Regions from separate parts of the Mus musculus genome. Here regions 1, 2, 3, 4 and 6 are each linked to region 5. A link is a loop called in an ENCODE intact Hi-C map of the cell type or tissue named here. Cell type or tissue: heart. All regions are shown on one strand.

The links. Peaks named below come from ENCODE experiments on the same cell type or tissue, not always from the same donor. Only the 100,000 strongest peaks of a DNase experiment are listed, where the experiment ranks them.
Region 1: it touches region 5 in a loop (3-fold over the local background); 14 of 42 quality-filtered maps call a loop at or near these places.
Region 2: a loop joins it to region 5, with 5 times the contacts of the local background. A loop is called at or near these places in 2 of 42 quality-filtered maps.
Region 3: it touches region 5 in a loop (5-fold over the local background); 8 of 42 quality-filtered maps call a loop at or near these places.
Region 4: it touches region 5 in a loop (5-fold over the local background); 25 of 42 quality-filtered maps call a loop at or near these places.
Region 6: it touches region 5 in a loop (5-fold over the local background); 5 of 42 quality-filtered maps call a loop at or near these places.

What each region holds. Positions count from the first base shown.
Region 1 is chr7:12,919,191-12,924,190 of GRCm38, forward strand. Rps5 (ribosomal protein S5) reads left to right here and starts at 3,121. Exons shown (of 6, transcript NM_009095.2): 1 at 3,121-3,198; 2 at 3,783-3,891. The coding sequence starts at 3,784. In heart, a CTCF peak has its summit at 2,963; a DNase peak (open chromatin) is centred at 2,971; H3K4me3 peaks cover 2,880 bases; H3K27ac peaks cover 2,113 bases.
Region 2 is chr7:12,878,720-12,883,719 of GRCm38, forward strand. It overlaps Zfp128 (zinc finger protein 128), which reads left to right and starts at 2,459. Exons shown (of 4, transcript NM_153802.4): 1 at 2,459-2,641. The coding sequence starts at 2,576. In heart, a CTCF peak has its summit at 2,463; a DNase peak (open chromatin) is centred at 2,402; H3K4me3 peaks cover 1,712 bases; H3K27ac peaks cover 1,014 bases.
Region 3 is chr7:12,475,978-12,480,977 of GRCm38, forward strand. Zfp606 (zinc finger protein 606) reads left to right here and starts at 2,328. Exons shown (of 7, transcript NM_026112.4): 1 at 2,328-2,729; 2 at 3,687-3,769; 3 at 4,458-4,514; 4 at 4,958-5,000. The coding sequence starts at 3,739. In heart, a CTCF peak has its summit at 2,278; DNase peaks (open chromatin) are centred at 2,304 and 2,554; H3K4me3 peaks cover 1,790 bases; H3K27ac peaks cover 1,542 bases.
Region 4 is chr7:13,275,549-13,280,548 of GRCm38, forward strand. It overlaps Zswim9 (zinc finger SWIM-type containing 9), which reads right to left and starts at 3,173. Exons shown (of 5, transcript NM_177312.4): 1 at 3,096-3,173; 2 at 1,598-1,880. The coding sequence starts at 1,872. Lig1 (ligase I, DNA, ATP-dependent) reads left to right here and starts at 3,278. Exons shown (of 29, transcript NM_010715.3): 1 at 3,278-3,411; 2 at 4,600-4,673. The coding sequence starts at 4,657. In heart, no CTCF peak of the experiment used is centred here; DNase peaks (open chromatin) are centred at 2,973, 3,033 and 3,673; H3K4me3 peaks cover 1,530 bases; H3K27ac peaks cover 1,193 bases.
Region 5 is chr7:13,051,770-13,056,769 of GRCm38, forward strand. Mzf1 (myeloid zinc finger 1) reads right to left here and starts at 2,995. Exons shown (of 6, transcript NM_145819.2): 1 at 2,712-2,995; 2 at 974-1,412; 3 at 414-597; 4 at 1-34. The coding sequence starts at 1,372. In heart, no CTCF peak of the experiment used is centred here; DNase peaks (open chromatin) are centred at 2,672 and 3,012; H3K4me3 peaks cover 1,855 bases; H3K27ac peaks cover 1,419 bases.
Region 6 is chr7:12,490,024-12,495,023 of GRCm38, forward strand. Zfp606 (zinc finger protein 606) reads left to right here. Exons shown (of 7, transcript NM_026112.4): 6 at 1-21; 7 at 2,334-5,000. The coding sequence ends at 4,315. Among named protein-coding and RNA genes, the nearest start is that of Zfp606, 14 kb to the left of the region's middle. In heart, no CTCF peak of the experiment used is centred here; no DNase peak of the experiment used is centred here.

The DNA.
Region 1 (5,000 bases), 130 kb before region 5:
ACCCTGAAAATAGGGCTATTCTGGGATCCCAAACACCCAGTGTAGTTCCCCCTCCTGGCTAATACTTTCTTTCTTTTTTTTTTAAATTTGGGCTGGTGAGATGGCTCAGTGGGTAAGAGCACCTGACTGCTCTTCCAAAGGTCCAGAGTTCAAATCCCAGCAACCACATGGTGGCTCACAACCATCCATAATGAGATCTGACTCCCTCTTCTGGAGTGTCTGAAGACAGCTATAGTGTACTTACATATAATAAATAAATCTAAAAAAAAAAAAAAAGATTTATTTATTATATATAAATACACTGTTGCTGGCTTCAGATACACCAGAAGAGGGCATCAGATCTCATCACGGATGGCTGTGAGCCACTATGTGGTTGCTGGGATTTGAACTCAGGATCTCTGGAAGAGCAGTCAGTGCTCTTAACTGCTGAGCCATCTCTCCAGCCCTAATAAAGACTTTCTGGGGAGCCCAGGCTGGAGCTAAACATCATGCTTTTAAAGATGAAGACAACCTAAGCAAGACCTACAAGGTCTCCATTTAGCCCGAAGAAAGTTAACACCAGAAGCCCAAGACCTATGGGAGGGATACTCTAGCTCTTTCCAAGAATTTCTTTTTTCTTCTTCTTCTTTTTTTTTTTTTTTTTTTTTTTTTTGGTTTTTCCAGACAGGGTTTCTCTGTATAGCTCTGGCTGTCCTCGAACTCAGAAATCCGTCTGCCTCTGCCTCCCCAGTGCTGGGATTAAAGGCGTGCGCCACCAAGTGCCTGGCTCTTTCCAAGAATTTCTAAGGGTGGGAGCTGGAGAGATGGCTCAGCAGTCATTCTTAAAGTTTCCATCCCTAGCACCCACCTCAGGTTTATAAACCACCATAACCCCAGCTCCAAAGGATCTATCACATTTTTCTGGCCTTCTTAGACCCCATGTACACATGCTTTACTTACGGGGAAAAATTTTTTTTAAAGAATTTTAAGGGTGCTGATTGTAACGATGCATTCCTTTAATCACAACTCTAGAGAGCCAGAGTCAGGCAGATCAATGAGTTCAAGGTCAGCCTGGTCTAAAGAGCAATTTGAAAGCCAGCCATGACTACATAATCGGACTTTGTCTCAAAATACTAATAACAATGCTATTGGTTTTGGTTGGGAGTTTGTTTGTTTGTTTTTGTTTGTGGTAGAATCTTATGTAGCCCAAACTGGTCATAAACTCACTATGGAGTGGAAGGTGGCCCCGAACTTCTGGTCCTCCTGCTTCCAGCTCCCAAATGCTGGTAAGCAAACTTAATTTTATCTGTGCAAATCAATTTCTGCAGCATTTCTCTTTTTTTTTTTTTTTTTTTTTTTTTTTTTTTGGGTTTTCGAGACAGGGTTTCTCTGTGTAGCCCTGGCTGTCCTGGAACTCACTCTGTAGACCAGGCTGGCCTCGAACTCAGAAATCCGCCTGTCTCTGCCTCCCATGTGCTGGGATTAAAGACGTGCACCACCACTGCCCGGCTACAGCATTTCTCTTAACCTATGGCCCATATTCAGGAGCCCCTCATCTGCCCTCTGTCACCTAGTAGGTAATACGGAGTCTATAAAAACATCCATTATCAATCACTGTAGTGCAATGTCAGCTTTCAAAGATAAGTAGGGTGATACCCCCAACAACAACGATAAAATTAGGTAAGATTCCCGAAATCCCAGTTTTCCCTCCCTCCACACACACAAGGTATGAACTGAGATATAGAGAAGAAAACGGGGTGAGAATCTCTCTTCTCTCTCTCTCCCTCCCTCTTTCCTCTTCTCTCCTCTCCCCTCCCTTCTCTCCTTATGTTTGTTGACACCTTTCCTCTCTTCTCTTCTCTCTCTCTCCCTCCCTCCCTCTTTCCTCTTCTCTCCTCTCCCTTCCCTTCTCTCCTTATGTTTGTTGACACCTTTCCTCTCTTCTCTCTTCTCTTCTCTCTCCCTCCCTCCCTCCCTCTTTCCTCTTCTCTCCTCTCCCTTCCCTTCTCTCCTTATGTTTGTTGACACCTTTCCTCTCTTCTCTCTTCTCTTCTCTCTCCCTCCCTCCCTCCCTCTTTCCTCTTCTCTCCTCTCCCCTCCCTTCTCTCCTTATGTTTGTTGACACCTTTCCTCTCTTCTCTCTCTTCTCTTCTCTCTCCCTCCCTCCCTCTTTCCTCTTCTCTCCCTCCTCTCCTTATGTTTGCTGACACCTTTCCTCTCTTCTCTCTCTTCTCTTCTCTCTCCCTCCCTCCCTCCCTCCCTCCCTCTTTCCTCTTCTCTCCTCTCCCCTCCCTCCTCTCCTTATGTTTCATCCCAGCAGTTGGGAGGAGCAGAGGCAGATGAATCAGCCTGGTCTAAAGAGCGAGTTCCTGGACAGCCGGTGCTACAAGGAGAAACCCTGTCTCCAAAACAAACAAACAAACAAACCCACCCCTGGGGGTGAACCTGCTGGCAAGGTCTCTCCCTTATTAGTACCAAATCACTGGGATCTCAGATAAGTAAGTCACCTAGGAGATCCCCGGGCTGCCAACCCCTCCAGGACTCCCCTCTATGTATCCCTCCCCGGGGAGGTTCACGAATGGCGGTCGGAATCTACTGTCCGCGATTGAACCTGAGGAAAAAAAGCCCAGACAAGCGTGGCCAGAGTGATTAAAAAGGAAGTGATCCCATACCGGAAGCCTGGGACCCGCCGAGCATGGCTTGCGGGAGGGGAGAGGGTGGGGCCCGTGCTTGTGAACCCGGATCGGTGGTAACCACAGGACCCGACTCCATTATTTTGGTGAGAAAATGTGAGCCGAGCTGGTTGCCCTAGCTAAGAATCCACCGTCCATGGTTCCTGGGTTTTGCAGCCTAATTACGGAGAGCGTGGACTGGACGTCAGCACTACTTAGATATGGCGGCGTCGGTCTCACCAAAGTTTCTGCGCATGTGCGCCGACTCAGAAGCCTAGCTAGTACTTCAGAGGTCCGCCAGAAGACGGGCGTGGCGCTGTTTCTAAAAGTGCGCATGCTTTACCCGGCTCAAAGGGCGCCTCTCATCCTAGCGCTTGATTGGTTGGTGAGCACGCTGTTTTCATCTGCGCGTGCGTCTCTACCTCTGACCCGGAAGTTTTCGCTTTGCATAAAAGCGCTAGTCCGCTGCGCGCGGCCTCTTCCTGTCTGTATCAGGGCGGCGCGTGGTCCACGCCGAGCGACTGAGAAGCCCAGTCTGCGCCCTCAGGTGAGGCTGCGGAGGGACACGGAGTTCAGAAGAGGTGACCATGAGTGTTCTAAGGCACATCTGGGGGGCCGGAGGCCGAACCTGAAGCCTGGGCGTGACCGCTTGGATCTCACCGTTTCTCTGCGAAAAAGGGTGCCTAGGGAAACTCGGCACGGGCCGAGTTAGTCTTCGCCTCTTGTTTGCACTGTTTTGACTTCATACTTTGCACACACGGGACTCCAGGGAAATCACTTGGGTCATATACCATAAACATAAATCTAGGTTTGCTTAGTTTTGTGATGACTCTTTTGCTCAGTACACGTTCTAAGTGCACAACGGAAATCTGATGGGAGCTGATGAGTATACGGCTTCATGAACCATCATACTGTGGTCCATGTACCAGCTGATTAGCGGGGTGACTGCCGAGTTACTTTAGAATCCTGAGTGGTTTTCCTGGGTTTGGAGAGCTGTTCAAAGCTTTCTGGGTCTCCCCTTCATGTCCCAGTTTGCCACAAAGTGAGAGTTCGTCTGAAGAGTTTGGGGTCAGAGTGACTGCTCCAGCATGTCTAGGCAGTAACGGTTTCTTGCCATTCTCCTGTCCCCAGGATGACTGAGTGGGAAGCAGCCACACCAGCGGTGGCAGAGACCCCTGACATCAAGCTCTTTGGGAAATGGAGCACTGATGACGTGCAGATCAACGATATTTCTCTGCAGGTAAAAGGAACTTAATGATTGTTCTTTGTGATGATTTTTTTAATTGAGACCAGGTGTGGATGAGCTTCTAGTTCAGAAAAGGGCATAAAACAACCAGTGGATGTACAAGACAGGTAGAAGAGCAATAACTGGACAGCTACACCCACGCCTAATACAAACTGGCACTAAAAGATGTTAGAGTGTGGTTTTTATCCCGTATTTTTCTAATCGTGTGTCTCTTGAGACAGAGTCAGGGTCTTGCTGTGTAGCCCTTGCTGGCTGCCTGGAGCTCTTTGAGATCTTGCCTCTGTCTCCCATGTGCCACTACACCTGACTTGATGTCCCCTTTCGTTTGTATATTCAGTTAGTGGGTATCAATTGAAAAGATGGCTTTAGTCAACTGAACCATGTTGGCACCCTTGTCAAAAGCAGTTGGTAAGCTGCTATCAGCCTACAGCAAGAGGAATTTGAGTATGAGACCAGTTGGTGCTATGAATGTTCCCTGCTGCCCTCCCCTGAAAAATGTCAGTTGGCTATGGGTACTGTTATGGCTAAGTTAGTATGGGAGCTATTTGCTTTGCCCTCATAACCCATTTTGAGGTAATCTCATATAGCTGAGACTGGCCTGAAACCCTGTCTAGTGGAAAAAGCTAATATCTGCATTCTGTCCCGAGTGCTGGGATTGAAGGTATATATCACCATTCCAAGTTTATCCCACTACTTGACATTGAACCCAGGGCTTTTTACAAAGCAAGCACCCTACCAACTCAGCTATATCTTTCGGCCCAGTTGTCTATTTTGTTCAAAGGAATTAAAGTATGTCTACTGTCTGTAAAGATACCACAGAATGAGCTTGTAAGGTGGTTCAGCCTATAAAGACAGTTACCACAAAGCCTGACAATATAAGTTTAATCCTTTGAATCCAAGGTAGAAGAATAGAACTGACAGCTGCAAATTGTCCCCTGACTTGCGTACATGCCCAAAATAGAAGGGAAAAAGAAACAGCAGGACCTAGGCATTAATCTAAAAGATTTTCAGTCTTGTCTAGTGAGTGTTTAGTTTACTTTGTGAGTTTATTTGGGGAGGTCTGCAATCCTTTTTGTGTTAGCGATTAGAGCCAGGGCTTTTTC
Region 2 (5,000 bases), 170 kb before region 5:
GCAGCATCGTTCTTCCTGGCCAGTCAGGTGCACGCAAGACTTGCCAAATTTGGATCAACTTTCCTTAGCCTAATGTTTTCCTTTTTTTTTTTTTTAACATCATAGACAAAGGTAAGAGGCAGGATTACTAGAATACTTTTGCATTCATTTTTCAAATGTCTTTTATTTCCCAATTCAAAATAAGACCCTTTTTGAAAAGGTTTTTGAATAGCTTCTACAGTGGCTGCTACAACTTGAGAGAAGCTGCCAATAGCTTGAGTGGCTGTTAGCCAATTTCTAACAATCACCATGTTTTACTGGTGCTGTAGCAACTCTACACTGGTGGCTCCATCAAACCCAACCTGCCTGATCAGGTTTATCACCATCAAAGTTTTCACCAAATTGTGCTGTGCTTAAATATGCCTAAAATAAACTATTTGGGGTCAGACTTCCAAAGTTTGAACCAACACTAACTACTTAGTCCTGTTGTGCCTGAGCTACCCTTTAGCCTCCTGTGGATCATTACTTTGCTGGCTCTGGTGACTGCAAGGATTCCGGCAGGTCCCAGTGTCATACTTCCTCCAGCATGGTTGCACCCCAAAGAGCATCATCCCCAACTGTTCTAATGCCTGAGACTACAGGGAAATATCTCATTCAAACCCACTGCACTGCTTGAAACTGAGGCAGGTGAGCATAGGAGATAGTTTAGTACACTAAGACCCCCATCCCCTATTTGATTTGAGATTATGAAGACACAGTCCTCTTGCAGTAACACACTTGGGAGCCTTCAGTGTCACATACTATACACACACACACACACCTCTCCAAACAATGCCTCTAGTAACCTCAGAACTTCTAGCTATATCAGGCTACCCATACTTCCATCTCTGAACAGTAGTATAAGTTTTCCCGTCCTTGGCAATGTTCAAATTAGACAGTTTCCATTCAAGTATATTCTCAGCATTGTCTGTGTATGAAGAATGGAAAAGCTGATCTGGCCTGACCTAGTTTCAGATGCATACACAAGAAAGGAAAACTGTGCCCTCTGTTACTTTTAGGGAGACCCTCCTATTTACCTTATGCTGATACATAAGGGCACACTTATGTTTAAAATCAGATGCATTATAAAAAGGACATGCACAGTAGAGAAAACGAATATATGACTTACTCTATCAATCAGAGTAGAGAACCACCCAAACTACATATCTAGTAATCAGCACCCCCTTCTCCTGAACCCTATAAAAGGAAGCCCTGAGCAATAATCTGGACACTGAGAATCTTCACTCCCATAACTCATTGTCAATCTTTAATAGCATACCTACATAATATGTAATTTCACTTTTACTCAAATAACATTATCTTACTTTTTTTCTGTAAGCTCTTAAATTCAATTCTTTGGAAAAGAGGCCAAGAACCTAGAAATGCCCAGCCCAGACCCAGAGCACCAGTTATGACACTACTGTCATTGTCAGACTGGTGAGGAAGATGCCAGGAGAGAACAAAGGAAACTACTAGGCTGAAAGGAGGGAGAGACAGAGAAGGGAGGATGAGAATAAAAGGACCTGCTGTTTGCTGGACTGCAGCTCTGTATTAGAGCACTTACCACTCTTGCATAAAGACCTAGGTTCAATATCCAGTACTGGGGAGTGGGGATAGTGGAGGAAGGGCAGAGCCTGCTGTTCTACACCTGATAGTCTCTGTCTCTTTAAGGGTATAGTGTATTTTTGGTCTTTTTCTATTACATCATCAACCTAGTGAAAACTAGCAAAAGCCCATTGTTTCCTTCCTTCTTTCCTTCCTTCTTTCCTTCCTTTCTCTCTTTTCCTCTTTCTCTCTTTCCTTCTTTCTTTCCCTTTTCAAGGCAGGGTTTTGTAGCCCTGGCTGTCCTGGAACTCACTCTGTACACCAGACTGGGCAGGAATCAGAAATCTGCCTGCCGGGCAGCCGGGTGTGGTGGTGCACGCCTTTAATCCCAGCACTCAGGAGGCAGAGGCAGGCAGATTTCTGAGTTCGAGGCCAGTCTGGTCTACAAAGTGAGTTCCAGGACAGCCAGGGCTATACAGAGAAGAAACCCTGTCTCGAAAAACCAAAAAACCAAAAAACAAAACAAAACAAAAAAACCAACAAAACAAAAAATTCCAGCAGCAGGTCAGATTGACCAATTCTAACACCAAGACCTTGCCGCTGCGCGCCCAACTCACGGTGCAGATGCATATATGCCCTGAACTCAGCCGTCAGGGCGGGAGGATTATTTTCCAGGCAACTCGAAGCCCAAGTGATGCCCGCACCCGCAGGTAACGGAATGTAAGCTGACCTCTGCTGGTACCCAGACCTGATCCTTAAACAAGACCTGTGAGTGGTTGCACTCCCTTAGACCAGAGGCCAGGCCTTCCCCGATTGGTCAACGTTGGGCTGGCGCTAGCTTCCATTGGTTAAGTGCTGCGTCTCGGCGCGTGGCCTTCTGGGAATTGTAGTCTCAGTGTCCCTGGCGCTGCCGCCATTGTCCAGCGGGAGGCCAGTCGGGTGGTCCCCAGGACGGGGCTGAGTTTAAAATTAGGGTGTCCTTGGACGTCTGTGGCTAACCTGTTGGCCTGGAATGGACCACCAGGACAAAGCAGCAACAGTGGCAATGGCCTCGCGGCCGCAAGCAACACAACTTCAGGTAACAAAAAGGACAGATTGGACTCCGAGTCCTGCTGTCCCCGACAGAGTGACCTGTAACCCGCGGCGCTTTTTCCACAAGAGAAACAAGCGCTGTGGCTCAGCCTCCGAGCCTGGGTCCAAATCTAGTTCCCTCTGTGTGCATGCTTCAGCCTCCTGTCTGCGTGCCATGGGGTGGAGGGGAGGAGGGTGGTCATTTCCCTGAGGACTGACAGGCTCTGCTCAGGGGTTCGATCCCACTCTGGCCAACGCCCTCCCATTTATCCCGAAAGACGGTTCTCGGAGATGACAGGTGACTGGCTAGCATTACAGAGCAACCACATTGCGGGTACGGTCCTCAAAACATGTCCTAAGGCGCAGAATCAACCGACTTTTAAGGGAACCTCCGCACCATGACCCCTATTTTGCAAGTAAGGCATAACTTCACGGGGCAGAGGTACCAAGTTAGGAAAACAGAAGTAACTAGTAAGGGTCACGCCCTTCTGGGCCTTGGGAAAACTGGTAGGTGTGGCTATCAGTGTTTGTCTAGCTCCTGATCATCAAAGTCTGCACTTGTAGACAAATTGCTTATTCTGTTCACCGTAGTTCACCTAGCAGAAGCCAAGACCATTTCATACATAAGTTCTGCAACTTTGAAATTATGCTCTGGAGGTCAGGAGGTGGGTATTTGGTTTGCTTGGGGGAAATTTGCGTTAATTACATTTGGTGTGAAAAGTAAGCTTATGATAGTCTTAGATTGCAAATGATCAGATTCATGTCATCTCAGTTTTTCATGAAATGTGACCAGAGTGTAGAACTGAGAACTGAGGCCTATCAACAGCTATATGAATGAGCCATAGTGAAGGTGGATTCGCCAGCCCCAGTCAAGTCTCAGGTAACCGTCATGAGGCTGACAGTTTGTCAAGGAGTAAGCGATGAGACGGGCGGGAAAAGAGGTGTGTTTAATCAATCTGTTGTCGTGTTTCAGGTAGTACACACAAAACGTAGTGAGACCTGAAATAAACACTACTTCATGGTTTCTGATGGGGTAGGAAATCAAGAGTGACTTAGTTTATGGATCTACCCTAGGCTCTTAAAGTTATATTCAAAATGACAGTCCAACAGTTATTACTTGAGACTTATCAGAGCCTAGAAGACCCACTGTCAAGATAGTTCATTCACATGCTGTTGGCAGGAGAACTCAGTGTTTCTCCTTGTAGGCCTTGCTATGAAGCACTTAGGTCTCACTGTGTAAAGTGAAGTTTCCTATAGAGTGGTGTGATCCAGAAGATGGCAAGGTAGAAGCTGTGTTGTCACCTGTGACCTCAGCTCAGACTTTATGCTGTCATTTCCACAGTATCCTATCAGTTATAGAAGTCAGCATGGTTGCATGCAGATCGGGGGTGGGGAGGGGAGGGGGGGTTACTAAGGGGCCATTTTGGAGACTAGCCTCCACAGGAGCAAGGACCAAATAAGGAGACCCTAGAGGTCTAGTACATTAGTTTCTTGTGGTTGCTGTAGCAAGTATTTACAAAATGTGTGGCAAAAGACAATGTACATTGTAAGCCAAGAGTGGTGACGCATGCATATAATCCAGCAACATGAGTGACTGAGGCAGGAAGATGATAAATTCAAAGCCAGGCTGGACCCTCTCTCAGAATTAAAAAAAAAAAAAAAGGTGCGGGGAGGGTGGGGGGGACACAGTCTAGAGATGAGAAGTCAGAAATGAGCACCACTAAACTAAGCAGAGCCATACTTCCACCAAGTTCTAGGGGATGTTCTCTGCTTTTCCAACTATAAGAGCTGTAGCCCCGGCACTCCTTGCCTTGTGGCCTTTTATCTAGCCTTAGAGCAGCAATGTAGCATCTCGCTTAGGTGATCACATTACTTTCCAACTTCTCAAGTCTCACGCCTATCTCCTAAATGTGTGGTTGCATTTAGAGGCCACCCAGATAACTCAGGACATGTGCCTGTTTTGTCGTCTTTATCATATCGGCAAAGTCTATGTTACTATTGTAATATTCATAAGTTTCAGGAGCAGGTACCTGGATATCTTTGGGAGAGTGATCAGCCTTTATTGAAAAGTGACAAGAAGCCATTCAAGTGTCCAGAGCAGTGGTTCTCAATGCTGTGACCCTTTAATACAGTTCGTCATACTGTGGGGACCCCCAACCACAAAATTATTTTGTTGCTACTTCATGACTATAATTTTGCTACTGTTGTGAATCGTAATGTAAATATCTGATATGCAGGATATCTGATATGCAACCCCCAAAGGAGTTGCAACCCACATCTTTTTTTTGGGGGGGGGTTTCGAGACATGATTTCTCTGTATAGCTCTGGCTGTCCTGGAACTCACTTTGTAGACCAGGCTGGCCTCA
Region 3 (5,000 bases), 580 kb before region 5:
ACTATGTTCATATCGGCCCTATTTATAATAGCCAGAAGCTGGAAAGAACCCAGATGTCCCTAAACAGAGGAATGGATACAGAAAATGTGGTACAGTTACACAATGGAGTACTACTCAGCTATTAAAAACAATGAATTTATGAAATTCTTGGGCAAATGGATGTATCTGGAGGATATCATCGTGAGTGAGGTAACCCAATCACAAAAGAAGTCACTTGATATGCACTCAGTGATAAGTGGATATTAGCCCAGAAACCTAGAATACCCAAGATACAACTTCCAAAACACAATAAATTCAAGAAGGAAGACCAACTTGTGAATACATCATTCCTCCCTAGAATAGGGAATAAAATATCCATGGAAGGAGTTGCAAAGACAAAGTTTGAAGCTAAAATGAAAGGATGGACCATACAGAGACTGCCCCACCCGGGAATCCATCCCATAATCAGCCACCAAATGCAGACACTATTGCATATGCCAGCAAGATTTTGCTGAAAGGACCCTGATATAGCTCTCTCCTGTGAGGCTTTACCAGTGCCTGGCAAATACAGAAGTGGATACTCACAGTCATCTATAGGATGGAACACAGGGCCCCCAATGGAGGAGCTAGAGAAAGTACCCAAGATCTGAAGGGGTCTGCAACCCTATAGGTGGAACAACAATATGAAGTAATCAGTACCCTCAGAACTCATTCTCTAGCTGCATATGTAGCAGAAGATGGCCTAGTTGGCTATCATTGGGAAGAGAGGCCCCTTGGTCTAGCAAACTTTATATGCCCCAGTACAGGGAAAGCCAGGGCCAAGAAGTGGGAGTGAGTGGGTAGGGGAGCAGGACGGGGGTAGGGTATAGGGGACTTTTTTGATAGCATTTGAAATGTAAATGAAGAAAATATCTAATAATAAATAATATCTTTTTTTCTCAATCTCTACTGATTGAAAGTTTTGCTGGGTATAGTATAATAGAGCTGGCATTGGTAGTCTCTTACTCTTTAGATTTTCATATCAGGTCTCTACATGTCCTTCACTGGCTTCCTCTTGTTACCTGAATAAAATTCAAACCATAGTTCACAACTTAGAGAACAATGGGACTTGCCTCAGTTTCCTCAAACCACCTTAATGCACCACCCCCTGATGCTGCCTCTGTACCCTGAAGCTCATCTCATTTCACTCCTACTCCTAGACTCCAATCTCCTCTAACAGGAAAAGGCCAATTTGGCTTTGAGGCCTTAACACTTGCTGTTCTCTATGCTTAAAGATGTCTTCCTCATACAGTCACTAGGTGGTTTCTTTTCTTTCAGATCTGAACACAATATCACTTTTGGATACCAGCCACCTCTGAGTGCCTCTCCCCAAAATCTCAATCCAAACACCCTGTTTTGTTTTCTTTATACTAATACTACCTAAAGATCTTTGACTTTGTTATTTTAAGTCTGTGCAGAAAATCTCTCTGTTCTTGTAACTGTATGGAAGAAAGAAATTTGCAGTTTCTTAGGGTTTAGTAATGATACATGTATTTGCTCAAGAAATACTAGCAAAGAAGTGTCTCAAACTGCAAGTTACTATGCCTTTTGCAACTGACGTTTCTTAAGACCAAGAGACAAAAGGAAAGGGGAAAAGTTAGTTCAAAGCTATCACTTTACATTTTCAGGGACTGATAATAAAGAACCTTTATTGTCTTTTAAAGATGGTAAATTTTATGAAATTCAATCACTTAATGCCAGTTTCAAAAAATTCAGTATGTCAGTATAAAACAGGATATGAATTTACGTTCCAAAATAAGACTTGATGGCTCTGTTCAAGTTTGAACTCTCATGTCATATTTGATCTAAAGGCATCAGGAAACAAAAATGAAGATAAAGATTATGGTTTGTATATTTTTGTCACCTCCAAAACTCATGCATTGAAATTTAATCTCCAACAATCATATGCAAGGGGCCAGTCAGAATTATGTTCTTCGTCTAAAAATAAAATAAAGGTATAATAACAACCACGTTCTCAATTTTGTCAAGGTTGAGGGAAGTGCTTCCTAGAGATCACTCACCCTCATCAAGCTCCGACTTTAAAGTAGCTACCTTGCTTGAGCTGCAATTTTACTGAGACTCAAACTGAGGTCCTGGCCTACCAAACTATCCTGCTGTCATCACCTGGGGAGTGATGGCAAATGAGAGAACCACCGCCCTTCTAGGCCTCGGAAACAAGCGGAACCTAAGAGTCTGGGTGCTTCAAGAGCGGTACTTGGGAAGAATAGGCTCTGAAAATGGCCTTGGCCGACTTCCGGTAGCAGCGAGAAGCGCGTCTCTTTGAAACTACAACTCCCAATAGTCCTCGCGGTGTGTCCTGGTCGACTCTGGGGGGTGCGGCCGCCATTGTCCGCGGCCAAAGTAAGGCCTTATTCCGGACCGAAGGGCTACCGATGTCGTTGTCACGGAGAGCCTGGCAGGTCGTTGGAACGGCCACGGAGAAGCGGCGCCTGCGGCCAGGGCTGGCTCAGTGCCGGGGTGCAACGGGTGCCTTCTCTTCTCTCGCCGACTCGGTGCCCCCATTGCCCTCGACCCTCCAGGTCCCGGGTCTGGGTGCGCTGTTTCTACAGACTGGGAAAGGCCGGCCCTAGTGGGCCGAGTCGGCCAGGCCTGGGACGTTGTCTCGGTGCAGGACAGAAGCCAGACGCTCGGTGCAGCAGCCCCGAGCCAGCTCAGCCGCAGTGCAATCAGGGCCAGTGGCCGCGAGCCAGGTAAGGCGGGAAGCTTGCTGAAACCAGCGCCTGGAGCGACCTGGTTGCGGAGGCCCTGAAGGAGAGCCAGGCTCTTAACCGGTCCCTTCCAAGCAAAGATCTGTAAAGGGCGTCAAACCTGACTTGGGAAAGGCTCAGGTTCTTTTAAATTTGAAGTGACAAGAGGGTGTGTGTGTGCTGTCCCGTTAGGGTGTGCGTGCATGGTTCTTGCAACTTGCTTGCCTTGAGTTATGGGGGGGGGGGGGGGGGGTGTAGGATTCTTACAACTTGCTTGCCTTGAGCTTTGTTTGACTCAAATCCTAGGGTATCTGAGTCTCTCTCTGTAAGTGTGCCAGTGCTTAGTACCAAACTCAGTACCAAGCGGTTGCGGACCTCACACAAAGACCCGGAATCCATGCATTTGTGGGGTCTGACTCTAGACTTTTTTTTTTTTTTTTTTTTTTTTTTTTGTCTCTGACGCGACTACGGGAGGGGAGAGGGGATCGATGGGCTTGAGTCTGGAAGATCTTGCAGGTGGTGATGGCTGTTGTTTGGCTTTAACCTTTGCAGACGATCACACTTTATCCCAAAGTGTGTCTGTGTCAGTGATAACTATGTGGTTAGTATTAGGTATCTTCTTCAGTGGCTCTCTATCTTGGCTTTGAGACAGGGTCTCTTTCTGAACCAGGAAGCTTCTAATTCCACTCTATTGACTTGTCAGAAATTCCCAGGGATTCTCCTGTCTGCCTCCCCATTGCTGGTATTACTTGTGCTCCACTTACTGCACAATGTGTGTGTGTGTGTTTGTGTGTGTGTGCGCGCGCGGTTTTTTTGTTTGTTTGTTTTTATCATGCTTCTTAGGGGTCTTGTTAACTTTGTGGATGTGTTCTCTTTGTTTTTGTTCTCGCTGGACTTTTTGTGAGACTGGACCAATTTTGCCTTTTTTTTTTTTTTTTTTTTTCTTCGCTTTGTCTCTAGGCTGATACTTGCAGTGCTCCTGGGCAGGACCCTGGCTGGTTAATCCTCAGGAATGGCTGCCATCAACCCATGGCCCTCCTGGGGTGAGTCCAAATCTTGCTTTTTTTTTTTTTTTTTTTTTTTTCCTCTGCACCTTTCCCTACAGGAGGCTTACTGTAGGTCAGGGCTGAGAAAGGGCTGCCAGCTTTGGGAGATAATAGACAGTCTAGCTGTCTTGGTACAAAATTAGAACAGGGTAGTCGTTAAGAGGAAATGTATTCGTAAACAACAAGGTAAGTTTTGTATATTTGATAGTCAGCTTCTAAAACGGACCTCTATAAGATATTCTAGTAACTCATAGAACTCTTTTGAAGACAATATATACAGTCAAAATGTTTTTAGTTCTCTTGTGTTTTTCACCGTTAATACTGTATTTCACTTATTAATATTAATCTGTATTTTTAAAACAATGTTAATAATGATATGTGATAGTTTTATCTTTGTTTTCATCACCATAGACATCAAGGCAGTATCCTACTTAAAATTAAGAATTAGGTGGTGATACATCTTATCAGAAACGTATTCAGCCATTCAGAGGGTTCTGTTTTTCATTGCCTTGTTGTTAGATCATAGTCTACAGTCTACAGGTGTCTCCTATGCAGATCCAGCTTATGTTGGATTGTTTTTTAGATGCCCTTGGGTTCTGTGTAGGACTTTGTCATGCTCCTTTTTTCTTGTGTTACATTTAGTCACTGTTTTGTACCACAGTCATAATCTGATCCTTCTCTGTAGGTACCCTCATGGACCAGTCTTGGGGGATGGCAGCTCCTGAGCCTTCTGTCTCCTGGGGTGAGTCAAGAACCTGTACCCTCAGCTGTGTCGGGTGCCATGTACTAACGTCTTCCTTCAGTGATCTGCCATAGCTGAGGTCAGAGCTGGTGACCCAGTGGTTCTTTAGAACGGGAGCTTGTAGTCCCGCTCTCAATACAGAGCTGGAATAAAGAGGGGTCAGAACAGTATGTGTAGGGGTGGTGTGGTGATGACATCTCTAGGACAGATAACACAAGAATTAGTGTCTAGAGACTTAGGGCTCAGACCAGAAAGGCTGTGAGGATTCACATGTCACCTTCTCCAAGACCCATCTCCTTCATCTGTGGGGTAAAGAAGTAGCTTTCTTCCTTACTGGTGATGGTAGGAGCAGCAGCAGGGCCTCGTACTTCTCATTTCCATAGGGTACATGATGAACTTCTGCTAGGAAGTGGTGCCTCCATGACTTCTTTTTCTATTCACAGCTCTGTGTCCTCAGGATCCAGCATGGCACATGGAGGGAAGCGC
Region 4 (5,000 bases), 220 kb after region 5:
TATGTTGCGCTTTCTCCTCCCTTCTTTCCATTCTTTTAGTCATTGTCTCTTAGATTAGATTCTCAGTGGTTCAAGAGCTGGGATAATCAACTGTGGTCTCAAAACACCCAGCATGCACACAAGAAGTACTCAATAAATGGTTGTTAAATGTTGAATTGTGTCCTGGTAGCAAAGGCAGATTCTGGATTAGGCCTGTCTCTTTTGCAAGTGCTCACTCACTAGACAGTTGTGTGAGGACACATGGTTGAAGTTGTTGCTCTGGTGCTAGACCTCTGAAGCTCCACTTCTACAATAAAGAACAAGAAAGAACCAGAGCATACCCCCACAACAAATGTCGATATACTTGGGGTAAGAACAGCTATGGAGTGCTTACTCCATGTTGGATGCCCTTCCAAATAATTAATAGGTTCTAATTCATTTATTCAAAATCTATGACACAGATACTTCTGTGTTTGCTTCCCAGATGTGCAAACTGAGGCCCAGGAAGGTGATGTTATCTTCTCCATGACCATAATTATAGGTTGACACCAGTCCTGAGTCTGTGCCCCTACAACTATCACTTAATTGGCTGCCCTGGATGTCAGACATGGGTAAAATGCTTTCTTATGCATGCTCATATATCCTCACAGTGGTCCTCAGTAGCAAGTATACATGTGACAGCCCCATATCAGGGATGCGAAAGCTGAGGTTTGAGGTGTGAAACCCATTGCCCAATGGTATCCTATTCCAGTAAGCGGTAGGGCTGGAATCTGGCAGCTCAAAGGCATAGCCTGTATTCTTAAGTACTCTGCTCTTATCCATGGCTTCAAACTAAAGTTCTCAAACTTTCTCTCAGACATACACAGGGACCACTAGAGAGGCAGGACAGAACAGCGGAGCTCTGAGCATGATGCAGTAAATAGTAGATTAAGGCAGAAACTAGAACTCTTAAAGGAATTCCAGCAGCTGACCATTTGCTACATAGAAGCATGGTTTTGTCATGTCCTATATTCAAGGAAGACTTCCTTAGTCCCAAGTGGCTCTCTTTTAACTATCTACCAACCCTTTGGTGGTACTACCCATTTGCCAGGAACTACCTACAAACTTACTCTTAACACGAATCTTCTGGTCAGTCAGAAAGTTCCAGATGGGTAGATTTTAATCTAAAATAACCCCAGCTCCCAGAACAGGATCTGGTTCTACACTGACTGGAGATATCTTCCTTTCTTATGGCTTTCTTCACAGTTCAGTCTTCCAGGCTGCTTTTTGTAGATGTGCAAGACCTGGCCCACCAACTTCGCTAGCTGGCTCTGGTATTTGGGGGACAATCAATTCTCCCCTGTCTTTTGGCTTGTTTCAGTATGCCTCTCACTCTCTACAATGGCCTCTACTAAACCCTGTATATCAAGTCTGGGTTGTTTTGTATTGAGTCTTATTTATTTCCTGGCTCAGACTCCATCTCAGTAAGTATCCTTCCTTGAATCTGTCCTGCCTGGCTTTTCTGTACTTGGCAGAATCAGTGGGCTTCTCTCCCTGGTATTAAACCTGTGGGTTGGAAGCTGTTTGGCTCACCCCTTGCTCCCCTCCCCCTGTAGGGTCACAGCTCAGGCTCACGCACCACGCTGTGGACTTGTTGGGCATGCGCACATCCTTGCACACCAGCAGCACGTAGCTGTACTTGAGCACGTGGATAAGCCTGTAGAGTGGGGGCGTGTTGGCCCAGGGGCTTCGTGCCACACGTGTGGAGCTCTTCACCGAGAAGACTACCAGTCGCTGCTGGCACCACTTGTCGAAGAAGCGGCTGAACTCAGCCCAAGAGAAGAAAGTTCGATCCAACAATTCCTGTTCCTCCTTCTGCACGGCTGCGCTCGGTAAGGGCTCTGTCAGCTCCATCCTGGGACCTTGAGTAGAAGTGGGGAGAAGAGCTGGACATCAGACCCATCTCCACCTGGGTTACCACAATTTCATCATCAGACTGTCTTATCAGCTACTGCTGCCTCAGGTACGTCTCAGACAAATCAAAGTGGTTTCATTGTTTGCTTTCCAGATAGGAATCTCCATCCCATTTTTGTGGTTCACCTGTTGCCTTCCCAGATTCAGTTGGCATTTAATCAATTTCAATCCTAGTTCCAGTTGCCTTAGATGTGACCTCTAGGTACAAATGGAATCAGTTCTACATATCTTGCCTTTAGCTCAGCTGTGAGCATCTTTGCAAATGTATTCCCAGCTTCTTGCTAAGATTTCTCCTTCTTCCAGATGTGAGTCCTATGCCTGGTGATAATATCTAGTAGTCCCATTCATCTGTAGCTCCCTTTCCCACAAGTCTACATTTGAGTGTAACTCATATCTACTCTCATAGCTAAGGCATGAATCTCTCATCCCAGTCATAATCCTCATACACCTTTCTTCTCCCTAGGTGTATCAAATGTGCAGCTGTTGCCCCTCAGATATGACTGCCTTGAACTGCTACTTTGATCTGTGTTTTTTGCTTCCCAGAGATGCTCTTATCTCCAGATGTGCTGCCCATGTCCAGTCAGGGATCATTCGCCTACAGGGGTGTGGCCCACTTGTGGCAAATTCAACTCAGAAGTGTCACCAATAGTCATCTTTGGTCCATACTCCTAAGACTTATTCTCCTCCTGGGCCAAGTTGCAGTCCCCTCTTCCCAGAAATTGCTACTATTCTCAATGTGTATCTTCGTTTTGGACACGGCGCCTTGTCCTCAGATGGGCTTCTTCACTACTAATGCTCCCCCGGGCCCCCACGTCCCGCTGAGCCTCTTGTCCCTTGCACAGCCCCTTTTATCCAGTTCCCACCTCTCGAGACTCTCTCAACCTGTCTCTCCGCTGCTCCTCCCGGCCTGACCATCCCACATAGCGGTGCTTCTCCACTCCTAAAGCTGTGCACCCTTCCGGCCCCCTCCCCCTCAACTCACCTACCCAACCCAAAGCGGCGTCCACCTCCCACAATGCCTCGCGCCCAAGCCCAGCCCGGCCCTTGCTCCCGGGATGCCCCGCGCGGTATCCCGCCTTTCTTCCCCTAGTGCCTGGCAAGGTGGCTTTCCACCAACCCTTCTCTTCTCCCCGACTGTCACCCTTACGACCTCGCAGGCTCACCGGCTCATCCACAGGGAGGACAGGCTTGGGGCCGCTTCCCAGCATGCTGTGCGGGACAGCGCCCCTCCCTCTCCCCACTCTGTCCCATTTCTAGGCTGCCTCACGCTCTAGAGACTACAACTCCCAGCAGCCTCCGGGCGATAGTTGCGGCACGCGCTACTCGCAGGCCCCCGCCCTTGCTCGTCTCCGCCCCCTCCCGCCAAAGTGCGCGCGAAATCTGTGTGGCGCGAATTTGGGGATTTCGGGTTTGCGTCTCTGAGCGAGCGAGCGAGCGAGTGAGCGAGTGTGGCGGCGTCCGGCAAAGTGATTTGGAGAGGCAAGTGGGGACGTGGGCACGGGCTTGGGGCTGGGGTCGGCGAGAGTGCCGAGCGCTTGTCGCCAGTGAGCTTTGCAGGTTCCGGGTGCGGCCAGCGGAACGGGAATGGGGACGTCGCGGCGACCGAGGGCGCAGGAGAGAGGGCAGCAAGGAGCCGTGTACAGGGAGAGCCACTGGCTGACTGGCTGACTGATTGACTGGTTGACCAAGGCCGCAGGAGTTTTGGTGTCTGCGGAGGACTGGTGGCGGCTTGGAAGGGCGTGACTAGGGAGAAAGCCTGGCGGTGGGCGTGGCCATCAGAATTAGTGGCGCCAAGAGAAGAGGGGCGGCCTGGGGCCGGAAAGGAAGGCTTGAGTGTGGTGTTTCACCCTGGACGCCTGCTATCAATCGGTGTGGGATGCTTGGTGTTATGGGACGCTTGTAATGAAAGCAAGGTGACGTCATTGGTCAGATAGTGGTCCGATTTGAAGACTAGAGAAGCTTGGCGCGATGAGTGTCAGGAGCCAGGGAAAAGGTGAGCTTGGCTGCCAGAAGGGGCACGGATGGGATAAGACTGGAGATCTGCAGACACTTAGGGGAGGGTCAGGTCTTGTTGCTTAGTGTATATGGAGTTGAAGAGGCAGAGAAACTTGAACAGGGAGGACAGAGGGAAGTTGTCAGGGTGAGGATGGACATTTGGAAAGGGAAGCTGGCCTTTGGCATTTGGCAGCCAAGGAAGGCTTCAGATATAGCTTAGTGGTACAGTGTTTTCCTAGCAGCAACAGACCCTGCCTGGGTTCTATCTTCAGTAATATAAAGGGGAAGGGGGCAGATAACGAAACTTAACTCTCAAAGAATAAAAATGTGAAAAAAAATAAATGTCAGTAAAATTTTCTCATTCTATGGAGAGCAGTCACCATTAAGATAGATCCACCTGTATCTATCCCATAATGCTGGGTTTACAGGCATGTACAACCATGCCTGCCTGACATTATTATTATTATTATTATTATAACATGGGTGCTGGAGATTCAAACTCATGTTCTCTCTCTCTTTTTAACAGCAGGCACTCTTACCCACTGAGCCGTCTCGGCAGTCCCTGAATACACTTGTTCTTTTATTTCCTTAAGAGTTGTGTTCCCCTTTCCCCCAAGTCTTAGTCTCTGGCACAGCCAATATCCTTAGCTGGTCTTTGGATTTCTTTTTCAGGTACAACTGATGAGAAAAAAAGAGCAAGAGAGGAAAGGAGAGACTTCTGCTGCCAACATGCAGAGAAGTATTATGTAAGGCCCCTGCCATGCTCAAGGCACTTTGTGTTGTGATGTTTCCTGGGAAAATGAGAGCTAACATTCACCCCAGATAAGGGCATTGATGACAAGCCAAAGAAATGATTCCACCAAAATTTAGCTTAGTAAAACAATTGAGTTATATGGTGTTACCTATAGGAAAGCTGATGCATCAGAGGCAACTACATCACTCCTAAGCTCACTTCAGCATGGGTGATGACTTCTGAAAGTTGCATCCCTGGAGCTATCTGCTCAACCTGCAGGCAATTCCACTGAAGAGACCCCTCACCCTCAGCAATTGCTGAACTACTTATGTAAACCTTG
Region 5 (5,000 bases):
TGAGCAGCAGGAAGAGGCCCAGATTCCAGGAGCTCTAGGGAGAAAGAGTGGGGTCAGGCAGCTCAAGAAAGTTTCCACCTTTCTTAGAGGTGCTAGGTTTCAGACATAAGGGAGATATGGGCACAATCTCGAAGCTGGGAAAGACAAGGTAGGGCAGCTGAAGGCCCAGTGGGAATGGTGTCAAATAGGGTTTTCTGGAAGCACTGGTTTGTGCATCTGTATCTCTGTGAGTCAGCCTATCCTATGATGCTTGGAAATGGGGCTATGGTGGTCAGGGACAGTGTCTGTGCTGGCTGGACTGGAAGGGAGAGAAAGGCACACTGGAACTATTTTATCTCGTAGGGCCTGGCTCAGTAAGTGGAGTAGCTTTGCCCATCTAGGTTTTAGGGCCTGCCCACTTTGCCTGCTCTCACCTGGATTCCCCAACAACTCTGTCTCCTCTTTCATTGGTAGGTTCAGTGGCAATTCCTGCATGGCTCCTTGGGGAGTCTCAGCCCCAGGGTCTGGAGTCTGAAGCTTGATGTGAGGTCTTGGCTGGAAGCTGGAGGGTTCCATCTTCTCTGATAGGACCTCCTTGCCCTGCACCTGGACTGTGACCTACAGAGATGCACAGACCAGGGAGAGAGAGGGGCTGGGCACAACCCATGGTCTACGGGCACCAACTCCAATATAAACTGACTAGGTCATCCAAAGTCCTGAACTTCCCCTTCCCCTCTTTTGACCTTGAGCAGAAAGCAAAAGGACTATTTGCGCGTAGAGGGGATTGCATGGTACCCTTTGTGTCTCATCTAGCTGTGGGGATGACAGATAATACAGGAATTAGCTCTTATCCTGAGAAGCCTCACAAAGGATCCGTTATAGGTGGACACATCTATATGACCAAGGAGCATGTCTGGCTGGGCATGGCACTTCTAGAGTGAGGCAAAACATGACAATGCTCCAGCCCTGACCGTCTTTTCCGTTTCTGACTCACCCATTTCCGAGGTCCATCAAGCTCCCATCGAAGTCTGTCAACCAAGGCAGCAGCCTCTTCAGGGCTGCCTGGCCACTGCCCTTGCACTTGGGCCTGGATCTCAGGGGGCAGTGCACCCAGGAACTGCTCCAGCACCAAGAGCTCTAGCACCTGTTCCTTGGAATGTACTTCTGGGCGTAGCCACTGGTGACACAGTTCTCGGAGCTGGGCCAGGGCTTCCTGAGGACCTATTGCATCCTCATACCGGAAGCACCGGAAGCGTAGACGTGCAGCCTCAAGGCCTGGGTCCCACAATATATCTTCTCTCTCATCGTCGCTGTCAGAGTCCTCCAGCTTCACCAGAGCAGGCTCATTTTCTGGGGGTGCACAGCCCGAGGAGCCCAGCACAGTGGGTCTCATCAGGAGTACCAGATCCGGTCTTTGAGGCCAGTGTCTGTCCCTAGGGAAGGAATAGTACAAGGCATGTGTAATAAGGACAGCCAGGGGCAGCGAATGCTGACTGAGTGCCATGCTGTGTCCTTTCATCCGAGACCTTCGCCATGAAGAGGACACCCGAGGGAACAGGCACTGACAGGCCAGCCACACCCCAGAGATCCGTGGGAACTCTATATGAGCCATGTGCTTTGTAGACCTCATTTCCGCCGGGCCTATATAGTGTCTGGTAGCTTACTCTGTTCTAAATACAGGCTGTTGCTTAAGCTTAGAAACATTTCTCTTCCCTACATCCTATTCTTTTCTATAGCTGCATCTCTACTTGCACCCAGACATCAGTACCACTGCTGCCTCCTCCTGGACTCCCAATAAGAGTCCCTGTGGACAGCCTTTTGCGGTGGAACAAACAAGTCCCTTAATGTTTTCTACCCAGTCTTGGACTTGGCCTCTCTCTCAGGCCCCAACATTCCTTTCCCAATGTGGTATCAAGGGGACAGCCCTACTCCACCCAATCCCCCATCTCAGCTTCTCTCAGGCCAACAGGTTTCCATATATCTCCAATACCAGAAGCCAACTCATCACATCCAACAGCGATACAAGTCTTCAGCTCTCTAGTTTAGTTGGTTGGGAGGTGACTGGGACTTCTGGGTACCCTTAAAGGCTCTCAACTCATTAGACCAACAGTCTGCAAGGGTACTACTTTTGCTGTGCCTATGTCAGCTATAGTTTCCTCACTTGTAAAAAGGACTGACTTCTCCCATGATACTTTCTGCAACTGGGACTTTGTGAAAATCTAAATTTACTATTGCAGTGGCATCAGCTTAGAGGCAGCTTGATTTCTGTGGGTTACACCTCTGCTCTTTAGGGTGCTAAGTCAACTCGAAACCCTGAGAGAAACTTGGAACAGCCATAAAGCAAGAAGAGGTTCCGGAAATACATTTCCCAGAAGTCTAAGTGAGCATCCTCGCTTTAGGGTGCCAATGTGTCCGGTCGCCGTGGCACCTGTGGCGATCAGCGCGGTAGCGCGTCAGCACAGGGCCGGTTTGCTGGGAGTTCCTGGACCCCCTACCGGCGCTCCGGGTCTAGCTAGACAGCTGGAATCCCAGAGTCCACTCTACCCAGACTCCTCCCTAGGCCTTGAGGTGAAGGGACTCCCAGCCTTCCTTCAATGCTCCGAGGGAGGCTGTGCCCTCGTGAACATGCGCACTCTCGTTCGCTTGCTCCATATCAAACTACATATCCCAGACTGCTTTGCGCGCAGCTCCAAGCCCTTCTGCCCTTCCCCCACCCCAGCCTCCGTTTCTACCCTTCTTCCCGTCCCTAGGGGATTGCGCTGGTTGCAATAATCAGCTCGCACTCCTGGACGTCTCTTCCCACACTCCCGGCCACGAATTCAGGCGTCAGGGCCCCGACGACGTGCACAATCCTCTCGGGGGGCAACGGATTCAAGCACCACCTTCCAGACTGCGCATGCCCCCACCACTTTTTTTTTTTTTTTTTTTTTTTAAATGTCAGTTCTCTACCGGCCTTCCAGGGATTTGCAGGGTTCTGCACCAATCACCGCTCTCACTAGGACGCCGTCTCCCCGTCTCCATGGCAACGACGGGTTCGAAAAAGAGCGTCCGCTGGGCTACCTGCGGAACCACTGAAAGAAAGGCTTAGCAAAATGCTTTCTGGGAGTCGTAGTTTGGAGGGTGCTGTGTGGGTGCGCAAACGCAGCACCACCGGATCTCTTTTGTATTTCTGCGCGGTGGGTAGGAGTGAGCGGGACTCCATGGTAACTAAGGGACCAAACCTGGTGGTATCCTAGGTAACGACCGCACTACTTGGTTTAAGAAAGGTCAGGATCTGTGGCGAAGCCAAGGGGAAGGGACAGGGACACAAATACCCAACGAGATGTCTATACAGGAAGGCAGAGATAGCCCCATACAGAGTCGGGGGAGAGGATGAGAGGGGTGGGAAAATTGTGAGGGGGAGACTGGATGCTAGGAGAGACTGAATATAAGTGAACACACATAGGTATGAATGAAAAGGGGGGAGGGTTAGTCATTAGAATCAGAGTTAGAACCTGAGTCATGTCAGAAAATTTAGGAAGAAGAGAGAAGCAGAAAGGGATTGGGATTAGGAAAGTGAGACATCGAAACTCTAGGGGCCAACCCAGAGTACAAAGGTAAGTGGGGAGAAATTAGAGATATAGTAAAGATGTTAATAGAGATACGGTAAAACGGACTGATAGGTTTCAAAGACTGAGGGATGGCAACAAAAAATTAGATGTGCGTGTGGGGGAAACATTTTCAGAGAAAACTCACACAAAAAATGACAACACACCAGAAAGAGGACGGGGACCAGTCCTCTAGTTTCCTAGCATCATTTACCAAACAATATTGCGACACCTGACTACTTAAACATTACCTCTCCTCCCCCATTTTTTAAATCTGTGATTGAAGTCGTAACACTATTCTGGTAGAAATTGACTTACAAGAAGCTGACAGGTAGCCGGGCGTGGTGGCGCACACCTTTAATCCCAGCACTTGAGAGGCAGAGGAAGGCGGATTTCTGAGTTCGAGGCCAGCCTGGTCTACAGAGTGAGTTCCAGGACAGCCAGGGCTATACAGAGAAATCCTGTCTTGGAAAACAAAACAAAACAAAACAAACAAACAAACAAAAAAAGAAGCTGACAGGTTGCAAATGAGTTCTGCCCAGCCATCACCTGGAAGGTAGCTAAATATCTCTTTATCCCTACACCTAACCTTTTGTTTTATTTCAGATTCATTTAGATTCATTTGTTGCATCTTCCTGAAACTACCTTTTGCTACCTTTCTGTTTTCCTTGAGGTAGTGGAAGCCAGATGCTGGGGTGAAAACCTAGCTCAGAGAGGTAGAAAAAGCACCCAGGTGACCTTCTTTCTCAGCTGAAGTTCCACCGCAAATCTCTCTCTCTGTCCCAAGAAACCTTCACATTGAATGTCCTCCCCCACTTCTACTTTCTGAATGTCTATCTGTCCTCTGGGTTCCCTTTCTCTCTCTCTCTCTCTCTCTCTCTCTCTCTCTCTCTCTCTCTCTCTCGCACGTGCGTGTGCATGTGCGTGTGCATGTGCGTGTGTATGTGTGTGTTTCTTAATATGTCTATGTTCAGTCTCTGTCAACTGGCTTCTTGTTCTGCTTCTTGACCTATGGTTGACTTTATTTAATCCTGTTTACAATACTCAAGCAGAAAGCTCTTGGATTAAAGGTGTGTGCTATGGCGGAACCACACCACAACTAAAAACAGTTTTTTTTTTAACCCCAATAAATAACACAACCTTGGGGTTTACAGTGTGATATCCTGCAACACATAAGTTTTTGACACATCCTTGAGAGTTGTGGTTCTAATCTAAAAATAATTTATTTTAGACAAGATTTCACTATGATATCCTGGAACTCTATGTAAACAGAGTACCCTCATACTTAAAGATCACCCTGCTCTTCCTTCCAAGGACCTGTGCTATGGCCACTGTGCCCAGTCTTTTGTTTTTGGTAATGTCTGGAGTAGCCTAGGTAGGCCTCTAGCTCACTGTATAGCTATTGAGCTTGAACACCAGACCCTTTTGCCTTTA
Region 6 (5,000 bases), 560 kb before region 5:
ATCCTAAAAGCAGTTGTCCAGGTGAGGTGATGCCCCAGGCATAAATGAAGAACTTGACCTCAAAGCTCTCCTTTTTGAGAAATGGGCTAAAGGTGGAGAAGTTATTTTCTGATACATTCAGAATTCCCTCGAGGGTGTTTTCAACTTCATGTTTCCTTTTCATCTACTACTGATTGAGAGCAGAGCCTCTCATAAAACTACATTGTATCCTAAGTCATTCCCCCAACCCCACACCACACACACACACACACACACACACTTTTCTGTCTGCTTTGTGGTTGTTCATATTTCCTGTAACTTCCCTAAGCTAAGGTCTCAGATATTTACCTATGTTAAAATTTATTTTTAAAATTCTAAACTGTAGTCTATGGCTTTAAAGACTTATTTACAAAAAATAGTTTTTGAATATAGACTGTTTTCTCATGGTTTAAAAAAGTCAAAGCGACATAAAATGTGTGTTGAAATCTCACATACACTCACTGCTCTGTACCACATTGCCACTTTCTGGTGCTTCTCGGTGTACCGGTCACCACTTCTCTTTTCCTTGGCAATTGCTTGGTTTGTTACTGCCTTATTGTTGTATTGTTGTCTTATCTCTAAAATCAGATAAGTCAATCCTATTCGCTGGGTAATTTCACTGGGTGTGGTGGTGCATGCCTTTAATTCTGAACACTTGGGAGGCAGAGGCAGGTGAGTTCAAGGCTAACCTGGTCTACATATTGAGTTGTAGGACAGGCAAGGCTACATAGAAACCCTGTCCGCAAAAACAGAAAAAAATATGATTTCTTTAGTAGTGTCATTTGAGTTGTTTTCTAGTGTTTTTCCATGTCAGCCTAAAGGAATTCTTTTAGCATTTTTCTTTTAATTTTTTTTGTATGTTTATGTGTGTGCACGAGCACACAAGCTAGTGCAGGTGCCTAAACTTATAGGTAGTTTTATGCTATCTGACTTAAAAGCTGGAAACTGAACTCAAATCCTCAGTAATATTTTCTTAACTGCTGAGCCATTTCTTCAGCTCCTCTTAGCATTACTTACTTGCTTGCTTAAAAATATTTTAATTTTTTATGGGTATGTGTGTGTGCCTGATGTATATGCATTGCCAGAGGCCACAGAGGTCAGAACAGGGCATTAGATTCTCTGGAACTGTAGTTATAGATAGTTGTTAGCTAGGAATTGAACTGAGGTCTTCTTCTTGTAGTGGTCATAGGAATTGCTTCTTTAGAAGAATCTCTAAACTCTGATGATATTGCCCTCTGTCTTATGTGTTTAAATCTTGACTGGATTCTGGAATGACAAATTTTGTAGTAGAAGTTTATTATAACACCCGGTTTGAAATCTTTCGGCGATACTTTATCATACTCACACACACACACACACACACACACACACACACACACACATACAGAGAGAGAGATTATAATACAGAAGTGAATTATAACTCTATTTAATGACTTAAACATTACTTGCCAAAAGCCTGCATGCTTATTCCTTAAGCCCTTCCTTTCTTCCCTTCCCTCCTCTCCCTTCATCCTATCACCCCTACACTCTCTCCTTTGTTCGTTGTGCATTCCTTCCTTCTTTCCTTTCTTTCTACTAGTATTCACTGTGTCTTTTTGTCAGAGGCATCCTCTGCTACCCTGTTGATAACACTAGGATGACTTATAGGACTTGAAATTCACTACCATCAGGATAATAGTTTATTATACAAAAGAATATAAAGCAATATCCATAGGGTCCAGAAGAAGCCAAACAGAAATTGTGATCATCTGTGAAGTTGCCTACTATGAAACATGGTTGAGCTTAAGTCAGAATCCATTGTGCTTATTGGAGATTGATCATGTAGGCAGTAATACTTATACAGCTGAGAACACACATACTCCAGATCTTTAGAAAGAAAGCACATCTTCACTAGAAATGTCATTAATTACAAGCTCTCTAGAGAAACTGCTATATCTGCTTCAAGGCTGTGAACATGAAAAGCTATTATATTTACAGCATTTCATTTCATAGTCTCGATTCTTAGTGGTTAGGTAAGGATGAGTCATGAAGCAAGCCAGTTTAGTAATGTGCATGGTTTGAGTAGCTCAGTCCTGCATAGCTAACTTTTTCCTGTAAAACCTCCTTTTCATGTGAAAGTGCTCCTCATAAGTTTTATTAGTGTCATGATATACTTTCTTTTATATTCAGCTATTGTTTACTTTTCACTATTTCTCTGGCTTTTATGTCTGGACTTGAAAATGAAATATACTTTAGCCTTTTCCATAGTATGAATAATAAATCTGACCAGTGCATACTGAGGTCTTTTGCACTTACAGTCCTCCCTTCTGTTTCAGAGTGGATGAGGAATACTGAAAGCAAAGCGCTGATTCCAGCACAGAGTGTTTCTGAGGAAGAACAATCCAGCAATGGAATGATGTTAGAAAGATACATATGGGATAATCCTTGGCTCTCCAGGCTAGGAGTTCTGGGATATGGCGACCAGTTAGAAATGTATCACATGAACCAGAGCACAGGTATGAGGCAAATGGTCTTTATGCAAAAACAAGTACTTTCTCAACGAGGGTCTGAATTCTGTGAACTTGGCACAGAGTACAGCCAAAGCTTAAACTTAATTCCATCTCAGAGAGTTTCACAATTAGAACGTTTCTACAAACCTGATACACATCTTGAAAGTTGGAGCTGTAATTCAGCCATAATGTATGCAGATAAGGTTACCTGTGAAAATAGTGATTATAATAAAGCCTTTTGCCAGTCTGTTCAGCCTGTATACCCTGCAAAAATGCAAACTGGAGATAATCTGTTCAAATGTACTGATGCTGTGAAGTCTTTCAATCATATTATACAATTTGGTGATCATAAAGCAGTACATACAGGAGAAAAACTCTATGGATATAAGGAATACCATCAAATCTTTAACCAGAGCCCATCACTTATTGAATACCCCAAACTTCAAATTGGAGGAAACCAGTATGAGAAATATAAGGAATATGAGAATATCTTTTATTTCTCATCTTTTATGGAACATCAAAAAATTGGCAGTGTAGAAAAAACATATAAATACAATGAATGGGAGAAAGTCTTTGGTTACGACTCATTACTTACTCAACATACAAGCACATACACTGCAGAGAAACCCTATGAATTCAACAAATGTGGAACATCTTTTATCTGGAGCTCTTACCTTATTCAGCATAAGAAAACTCATCCTGGAGAGAAACCCTATGAATGTGATAAATGTGGAAAAGTTTTTAGGAATCGTTCAGCCCTTACTAAGCATGAACGGACACACACTGGAGTAAAACCCTATGAATGTAACAAATGTGGGAAAGCCTTCAGTTGGAATTCTCATCTTATTGTACACACAAGAATCCATACAGGAGAAAAACCTTATGTATGTAATGAATGTGGAAAATCTTTCAACTGGAACTCCCATCTTATTGGACATCAGAGAACTCACACTGGAGAAAAACCTTTTGAGTGCACTGAATGTGGCAAGTCTTTTAGCTGGAGTTCCCATCTCATTGCCCACATGCGGATGCATACTGGAGAGAAACCCTTTAAATGTGATGAATGTGAAAAAGCTTTTAGGGATTATTCAGCCCTTAGTAAACATGAAAGAACTCACTCTGGAGCAAAACCATATAAATGTACTGAGTGTGGAAAGTCCTTCAGCTGGAGCTCCCATCTTATTGCTCACCAGAGAACTCACACGGGAGAGAAACCTTATAACTGTCAAGAATGTGGCAAAGCTTTCAGAGAGCGTTCAGCCCTTACAAAACATGAAATTATCCATTCTGGAATTAAGCCCTATGAATGTAATAAATGTGGAAAATCCTGTAGCCAGATGGCTCATCTTGTTAGGCATCAAAGGACTCATACTGGAGAAAAGCCCTATGAGTGCAATAAATGTGGAAAATCCTTCAGTCAGAGCTGTCACCTTGTTGCTCATCGGAGAATTCACACTGGTGAGAAACCGTATAAATGTAATCAATGTGAACGATCCTTTAATTGTAGCTCTCACCTAATTGCACACCGGAGAACTCATACTGGAGAGAAACCGTACAGGTGTAATGAGTGTGGGAAGGCATTTAATGAGAGTTCTTCCCTTATTGTACACTTGAGAAACCATACCGGAGAGAAACCCTACAAATGTAATCATTGTGAAAAAGCTTTCTGTAAGAATTCTTCCCTGATTATTCATCAGAGAATGCATAGTGGCGAGAAACGCTTTATATGCAATCAGTGTGGAAGAGCCTTTAGTGGTCATTCGGCCTTACTTCAACATCAGAAAAACCATAGTGAAGAAAAACTGTAACTGAATTGGCAAAGACTTTGGGGGCAGAAAACCCTATAAGTATAACCAAGAGGAAAGTTTTTCACTAAGAATTTAGTTAAATTGTCTTTACTATACAGCAAGAAATCTCTTTAGAAGAAACTTTATGAGTTTATAAATGAGAAAACCTTTCAGCAGTTATGTAGCCTGTATTCAATGGTAGGAAATTACAGGAAAAAAAGTTCTAAGCTTCTTATGTGGTCCACAAGGAATCCATATTTGAGAAACATGATTAGGTGAATAAAGTATTCTAGCAAAAGCTCTAATCTGTAGATCAAAATGTAGAAGTTTGTGCATTATTAAGAGGAAAGTCTTGTGCCAAGAATAGTTTAACTGGAAAGATACTACCTGGAATATTAGATGGAAAGCTTCACATTAGCATTTTGTGCATAATGATAGAAACAGATTCTGATAATACAAGGGGAGGGTCTAGGTACTCTTTAAGTGATAGAATATGGAATACTAAGTCTGAATTAATGAAAAAAAAAACTAGTGTAGTACTGAGTGGGGCATTCACTGTTGATCAAGGTTAACCTCTTTAGAAAAGATTAGTAAAGGAGATCCCGAATGATAGAAGATAGAAAGACTATTGCCTAGAAATATGAGACTGAGTTTTGAAACAGAAACCAGTACTCAATAATGTAGTGTCAGTGTCCGTTTGGTACGT